3 separate regions of the Mus musculus genome follow, and regions 2 and 3 are each linked to region 1. The links are chromatin loops, found by intact Hi-C in ENCODE. Cell type or tissue: left cerebral cortex. All regions are shown on one strand.

Region 1 (2,500 bases):
TAGGTCATGGTGGTACATGTCCTTTAATGACAGTATTCAGGAGGCAGAGGTAGGTGGGTCTTAGAGTTGGAGCCTCGTCTATAGGGCATCCAGGGCTACACAGAGAAGCTCTGCATTAAAAACAAACAAACAAACACACTAAAAACCCAAAACCTCATTCAGTATTATACAGAGCAAGTCACTGGTCAACCTTTCAGACTGTGGATGTTTTTAAGTGGTTGGAACCACACGTGCAACAAGCTATACGAAGAATGGTGTCTCTATTCTACTCGCATACTCCGTTGCCTGACCAAATTTTAACACCTGAACTTTTAATGCCTGGCCTTCTTGTTGAATCGACTATCATACAGTTCTATGAGTAGAAGTATCCTGCCTGGGAAAATTCAGAATAACGTGGCTGACAGAGACTTGCAGTCAAGGAGAAAGTAGCAGAATGATACCGTGTTAGGGAGACTTGTATGCAAAAGACCAAGTAGGCCAGGAGAACAGAAGTTAGAGAGGAGAGGCATGTGCTCAGACAAGCATAGGGGATCCTACCAGCCATATGCACTGCTGTTGCTGCTTGGGAGGTCACTGGATTCTCAGACCAAATGCTGTGAGCAAGGGGCCAAGGGGCCAAGTTTCTAAAGGCTCCACTAATGTTAGGAAACAAATCAACAAACAGAATGGAGCGCATGTCAAGAGCTGAGCAAATGATTCATGGTATTTGTAAGCATCCAGCAAAATGTCGGATAGATATAAAGGAAACAGTACATGCTAGCCTCCTATCCCCAACAGATGAACAAAACAGCCCACAAAACCCATAACCACACTTATATTATGGACTTTAATAAACAGCGAAGACTGGAATCACCAGGTAGGAGTCTGAGGTTCTATTATTCTTGTTGCTTGTGCCTCAGGGAAATTTTCTCCAACCCTCTAGACCAGATCTAGAACATGCAGTCTGATCTCAGAAGATCCAGTGTTCAAAGTTGTTTAAAAACAGAACATAGACCATTAAGGTAAATGAAATTCAACACAATGGCACTTATAATCCACGCAGAACAAGCTCATCCATATGCTTCTTATAGACGTGGGAGAATAGAGTGGTTTAGGAATTCACACCGAGAGCTTTCTAGGAGGTTTTTGGACTGATTTACAGGAGTCAGCCTTCCTGTTGAACAAGTTGAACAAATAACCTTCAGGAGAGGTTGTGTTTCTATTACTCAGGTTGGCAGCAGCCCAAGGATCACACCCATTTGCAAAGCATAGCGAACCTCAAATATGGTAATGTAAATACATAAACGGTAGTGTCTTATTGAGAAAGCATACACACAAGTTAAAAATACATCACTTTGGGACAACCAAAAAAACAATGGCTTTGTACCTTCCCATTATTTCTGACACCACTGTGTTTTCTTCACTTTTTAAAAAATCTTCTCTTTTCTATATTTTCTCCCATGAATGTTTGAGAACTTCCACAGTGTGTCTGTACATTTGTTAAGACAGGTTTTTTTGAGAGTGAGATTCCTACACAGCACAGGGTTAGCTTTCTCTGAGTCAAAGCCCACTTACTACCAGTGTGGAGCGGGACTAAAGGCAGCAAGTGTGCTCTCTCCTACAGTCTCTTCTGCCCAATAGGACATCTTGAATTCAAAGACCCTGTTTACATCTCAGCCACTATCTCTCTTCACTATCCACCTTTCCCCCTTTTCTTCTCATCCATCCTTGCTTGAACAATAGTGTAGCACATACCTGGCCTAACGTGTGGGCCAATAGAAATACACCTACATTACAATCACCTCCTCCTTAAGTCTCCCTAGTTCATTCTTTTTCTGCTTGGCAAACTGTTGCTTCTGGAAAACAAGCCCTTTCAACACATTTCGAAGTACAACATGATATGTGTGCACACAGAGGAAAACTAAAGTAATAGAGACTTCTACTTCATCTTTTCTCCCCAAGCAGGTTATATTGACAGATGTTTGAAAACCAAGGCCACAGTACCACCCCCCAGCAAAAAGGCAGAGATGCCCAAAGTTGTCTTTGTAACCAAGTCACATCTTGAGGGGCAGAATATGGAATGAGTAAGAAACCCTACAAAATCTAAGAATTTTGTAACCCATGTTCATACAGGAAGTGGAAGAAATCAAATATAAAAAGATGCCCAGTTGCAAATGTCTTTGCATTGTACTAATACAGTTTTCATTATCTTTAAATTGAAGGACATTCCCTTCCCCTCAATCCACAGGAAGGTTCTGTGCACCACCAGAAGTGAACTCAGCCCTGCTCCATTACGACCAGCAGCTGATTTTCTCTGTTAGCTTAATCTGTCAAACCACTTGATTGAGTTGAAAGAGAGACCAGAAACTCATGTAAGGAAAGGATAAATGTTAGAAGTTTCTTCTTGGTTGAGAGAAAGTGTAGTGCTTGGGGAAGTGGCTGCATTTGTTGTGAAAGTCTGGGTTGAAGCCTTGTTGAGCCATGGATGTGACTCAATGTAGAGTATCCCTGAAACCCTCAG
Region 2 (2,500 bases), 140 kb before region 1:
TAAAATTTGTCTTTCCTACAAGATGTGTAAGAATAAAGATGGAGCAAAGACTCAGGGAAGAGTCCACTAAGGAGTGCCCTGACTTGAGACCTATCGTATGTGAGAGAGCCAACCCCTGACACTACTCTGCTTAATACAATCCTATGTCTGTTGTGCTTACGGACAGCAACCTAGCATGACTCTCCTGAGAGGCTTCATCGAGCAGCAGACAGAGGCAGATGCAGAGATCTAGAGCTAAGCATCAGCCAGAGTCTGGGGACTCTTGCAGAAGAGTCAGAGATAGGACTGAGCAAGCCAGAGGTGTCAAGGACACTGCAAGAAGACCTACAAAGTCAATCTATTGTTTTTCTTTAATTCAGGATCATTTGCTGCTTCCAAACTATTTATTATTATTATTATTATTATTATTATTATTATTATTATTATTATTATTATTATTACTTCTAAACGTCTAAATTATTTACACATAACTCCCCCGTCCACCAAGCATATTTCATTCCTTCACTTTCTGTTGCCAATAACACAGTGTCACAGAGTTAATTATAAGGACACAAGGTTCATTTTGGCTCATGATTCTGGATGTCCAAAGTCAAAGGGTCCCATCTTGTATGACTGATGGTCCTGGAGGCAGCACAGAGCCAGACAAGGACAAGTGTCTATGAAGATCTCCATTTGTTCCTTCTCTTAAAGTCTCCTGGGATTAAATCATGAGTCACAGCTCTAAAGAACATACTAGTTCTAATTATTCCTTAATAACTTGATCTCTAAACACCGCAGTCAGATTCTGTTTCCATTTTCTCCCTCCTCTCTTCCTTCCTATCTCCCCTCCTTCTCCAGCATAGACTTCATCACCATGCCTTTTCCTTCAGTGTGTCTGCATCCCTGAGTCCCAATATGACCTTTCGGAGGTAGACTTTATTGAACAGTCATGGCCAGTTTGGTTTGATCCCTTAGAGTCAAAACTTTGAGTTCTATCAGTAAACAGTTGCTCATGTATTCAAGTTCCCTCCTGTCTTCTGATGTGTTCTTCCTGCCTCTCTCAATGTAGCTTCAGAGGCTTTCTTTTCTCTGCCTTTTATCTAACAGAGCACATGGGTACTCACATAATAAATATCCCCAACTCAGCATCTGAATGATAAATAAAGGACTGAAAAAATAAATAGATTGTAGGGTTTAGAAGATTTCTCTACAAGTTCATGCTAAAAACATTGATAAAGTTGCTTTCAATCTGCCTGGCAGTAGCCACTGCACTGCCTGGAAGTTTAACCAACATGTGGTAGATTCGTGTTTTCCTCTTCTGTGTTTACCCATATGCAGCTTTCCTCTGCCCAATTATGCCCCCTCCTCAGATTGTACTTTATAGCAATTCAAAAGAATCTGAATTCTATAATTACTTTTCCATATTGAGGTACATTTTCTATATTTTTAATCCCAGTTACAAAAATAACACATGCTATTTTGGAACCACTGGTAAATTACACTCAAATATAAACCACTATTCTGGGCTGTAAATGAAAATTCTTTGTTGGGTGACTATATTGAAGTGAAGAACAGGGTACAGGCCTGACAGAAGTATTGTTTAATCATTTATACGCTGCTAAATATATATAGGAAGTGTTGGAACTAAAATTCCCACACTTCCGCCAGAGAGAAAATTGGAGGTGATAGCTCTCCTTTTAGCAATTCTTTTAATGTAGCCTCCAGCTGTCATGTAGAGGTTTGTTCTCACTGCTATATATGACCAGCTGTGTAATATCTGGTCACATGGGATTATCACAGGTGACTTAAAGGCTGATAAAGAAAGCTCAGTGATCCTCAGATGCATTGTTGCTAACAATCGTTTGGTCACACATTGTATTTATTTTATTTTTTACTACAATTAGACAGGGACAGCTGACGACTGAATCAGGTTAAGAATCCATTTTTTTCCAACTCAATTGGTGTTCTTTAGTTTGCACGCCCTCTTTCCTGTCATGGAGCAGTCAGACAAAACCAGTTTGAACTAGATTCCCTGCTTTTGATCCATGATCTATTTTGGTGGAAATATGAACAGGAGCAGATGTTAGAGCCAGAAATAATGTCTCCTAAGTTTTACTTGTCTAGCTGTATGATGTAGTTTTACCTAATAAGGTCATGTGAATTCTGGGTTTAATAAGGCCATTATTTCCTTTAACTTATTAACAAAACTGAAAAATGTAACATTTTCAGATTCAATTCAAACTGATCCACAAACTTATTTAAGTAAGTGCTATATGATTTGAAATTTATACTATAGAGCAATTATGTAAATGGTATCAAGCTCTTGGTAAATTACAACAAATAGGGGGCTGGAGAGATGGCTCAGTAACTGGGCACAGTGGCTGATCTACAGGACCTGAGGTTGAATCGCAACACCCACATGGTTTCTATCAACTCTGTTCAGTTCCAGGAAACCTGGCATTTCATATAATGTTATATACTATAAATTTCATACGATATAAAATTTTAGTCCCCGGGATCT
Region 3 (2,500 bases), 460 kb after region 1:
GGGTTCTTGAGCGAGCGCGCCGGGCCGCTGAGCCGGGCTGAGGCGCGGGAGCGGGGCTGCGCGGCGGGCTGCGGAGGTAGGGAGCGCGGCGGGCGGCGCGGGTGGTGAGGGCGGCGGGCCCGCGGCTGGCTGCTCGTGCCCCGCGAGCGCCCCGGGCAAGAAGAGCTCGCCGCAGTCCTTGGCGGGCGGGGACGGAGCTGCGGGCGCGCCCAGCCCTCCACTGTCCTGTCAGCCGCGGCCACCACACACACGCACACACAGACACACACATTCACACACGCGCGCGCACACACACACACACACACACACACACACACATACACACACACACACAAAGAGCGCGGCGGCGGTGCGGGGAGGCTCGCCCGGGCCCGCAGCGCTCAGGCCGCGGAGACAATGCGGCGGGCCGGACTCCGCGACGTGCGAGCCGGGAAAAGTTTGAGGCTTCTCCTCAGGCTGGGCCGAGCCGGGCCGCGGCTTTGGGGAGCCGGCTTCGGGACGGGGCCCGCGAGCTCGAGCGCCTGCGCGGCCCGAGGCGTGAGGAGAGCCTTTAATACTTTTTTTTGGAGCGGGCGGGGAGAACAAATACAAGTGCGGTCGGGCGAGAGGCGCTGGCGTGCCGCTGACGCGGGGACGGTATCCGTGGGAACCTCTCGGGGGCGAAGGCTGTCCGGGGCCTGGCGGGGGCGGGGTGGAGAGGTTAGAAGGTCGCAGAGCTGCGCTGCTTGCGACTGGCTCTGCTTGACCTTGGACCAATGATTTAACCGCTTAGATCACCTCGTGGGTGATCTCGGAGGCGACAGCCGCTCGAGTCTTGTAGCTTTGAAATGTGTCTCCGATGGAGATTTTTTTTTTTCTTTTCTTTTCTTTTTTCTCCAAGCCTCGTTGTGGTGCGGGAGTTGTGAAATGGTAGGCCGGGATATATTTATATGCACCCGGGACTCACCCTTCAGCCTTTCTCAGAAGTAACTTTTAAGTCGGGTGGCTTAAACACACCGATCCTTCCAGAGTGCAAAATAAGGTATCCATTACTTTATTTGCAATTCTTAAGACTGGTCTAGATACCCTGTTCGAAGTCCTTGAAGTCCTAGGGCCAGGACAGAACCAATCCTGAGGGTGAAGTGGCAGGTGCCCCCAGCAAGCCCTTCTCCAGGCATTTTGGAGAAGCGTGAAGTATTTATTATGCAAAGGAGAGCATAAACCAGGGCAGGCGTTTGTGTTTATGGCGTTGGTTTCTGTATCACTGGTTTCTACTGAAAAGTTTTGTTGAAGGGTGAGGTGTTGGTGGGGAGGGGTCTCCGGTGACAAGAGAAGGAGAAGAAAACTTTATTTGTAATCCAAGTAAATCTTAAAAGTAATGTTAAGTCTCCCTTGCGGGCAGGCACGGTAGCAATGCTAGTACATCTTGATCTAATTTTAATGAAGGATTGAAAATAGCCACCGTGTTCATATCACTGACGCCAAGTCAGCTCACTTACATAATCATCTTTGTTGAGATGTGTTAGTGCTGTGTATAATTTCAAAGAATAATTACAAAGTTTGTTCTGACACTGTCGTTGAACTATTATCATTTGAGATATGTAAAATAATGAAATCTTAACTTTTGGTTATCAGATAACCTACATTTTTCCATCAAAGTAAAACCAAACCTTGCTATGAACAGAACTCATGTAAATACTGCATATATATGTTATGGCAATGTATAAAGAATGTATTGGCTCTGTATGTACATGTTCAAGTACCACAGTTTTCTCACTTTGTGAGAGTGCCGCTTTTATAGCAGGTGCTCCGCTGGCTATTTTCTCCCCACCATGGAGCTTAGAAGCTTATAAACAATGCAAGTTTGTAAGTTAGATATTCAGCATATATTTGCTCACAAAAAATATCCAGTGCCCAGATAAAAATAATAAAAAGTCCACTCCACCCATTCTTAAAAAGAATTATTACCATGCTTTTCTGGAAAGAAGGGAGAGATAGCAAAGAAAAAATTTACAGAAAAATTCTTGTATCTAGCCTGAAAGTTTATGGCTTAAAATAGGAATGCATATTTAAAGACAAAGACAACTGGCAGTGTTTCTAGGAGAATGATAACAACGTTGAATTAACATAATACACTTCATGACCTAGTTTTATTTGAACATGAGCCATTGAAGAGGTGTGTTTCTTAAATAATCAGTGGCTGTTTGCATTGATTGGATGTCTAATTAAATGTTGTAATCATAACTATAATATTTCACTTGAGTGCTGCCTCATTTTTAAATTCATTTAGAAAATAACAGGAAAGCTTTCAATTTATTTGTAAGAAGGAATATTTTTAAAATCAAGTAAATACTCAGTGAGAAAAAAAATCTCAAATCTTATACCAAATGTAAATTAAACATCAAAAATAGCATCTTGCCAAAGTCTGTGCCCTAGACAAGCACTGGATGTGGAAAAGATCCATTGTGGACTATAGTTGAGACTTGCTTTGTAGCATCAGGAGAATACTAAGGTCTTAACA

What was found. Peaks named below come from ENCODE experiments on the same cell type or tissue, not always from the same donor. Only the 100,000 strongest peaks of a DNase experiment are listed, where the experiment ranks them.
Region 2: a loop joins it to region 1, with 2.9 times the contacts of the local background. A loop is called at or near these places in 3 of 42 quality-filtered maps.
Region 3: it touches region 1 in a loop (2.3-fold over the local background); 2 of 42 quality-filtered maps call a loop at or near these places.

Annotation. Positions count from the first base shown.
Region 1 is chr1:22,799,279-22,801,778 of GRCm38, forward strand. The region is part of intron 1 of Rims1 (regulating synaptic membrane exocytosis 1); the gene reads right to left. Among named protein-coding and RNA genes, the nearest start is that of Rims1, 5.6 kb to the right of the region's middle. In left cerebral cortex, no CTCF peak of the experiment used is centred here; DNase peaks (open chromatin) are centred at 1,121 and 1,523.
Region 2 is chr1:22,660,367-22,662,866 of GRCm38, forward strand. The region is part of intron 2 of Rims1 (regulating synaptic membrane exocytosis 1); the gene reads right to left. Among named protein-coding and RNA genes, the nearest start is that of Rims1, 140 kb to the right of the region's middle. In left cerebral cortex, no CTCF peak of the experiment used is centred here; DNase peaks (open chromatin) are centred at 1,365, 1,690 and 1,932; H3K27ac peaks cover 1,663 bases.
Region 3 is chr1:23,256,245-23,258,744 of GRCm38, forward strand. No RefSeq gene overlaps it. Among named protein-coding and RNA genes, the nearest start is that of Mir30a, 15 kb to the right of the region's middle. In left cerebral cortex, a CTCF peak has its summit at 1,359; DNase peaks (open chromatin) are centred at 608, 1,344 and 1,760; H3K4me3 peaks cover 2,466 bases; H3K27ac peaks cover 2,078 bases.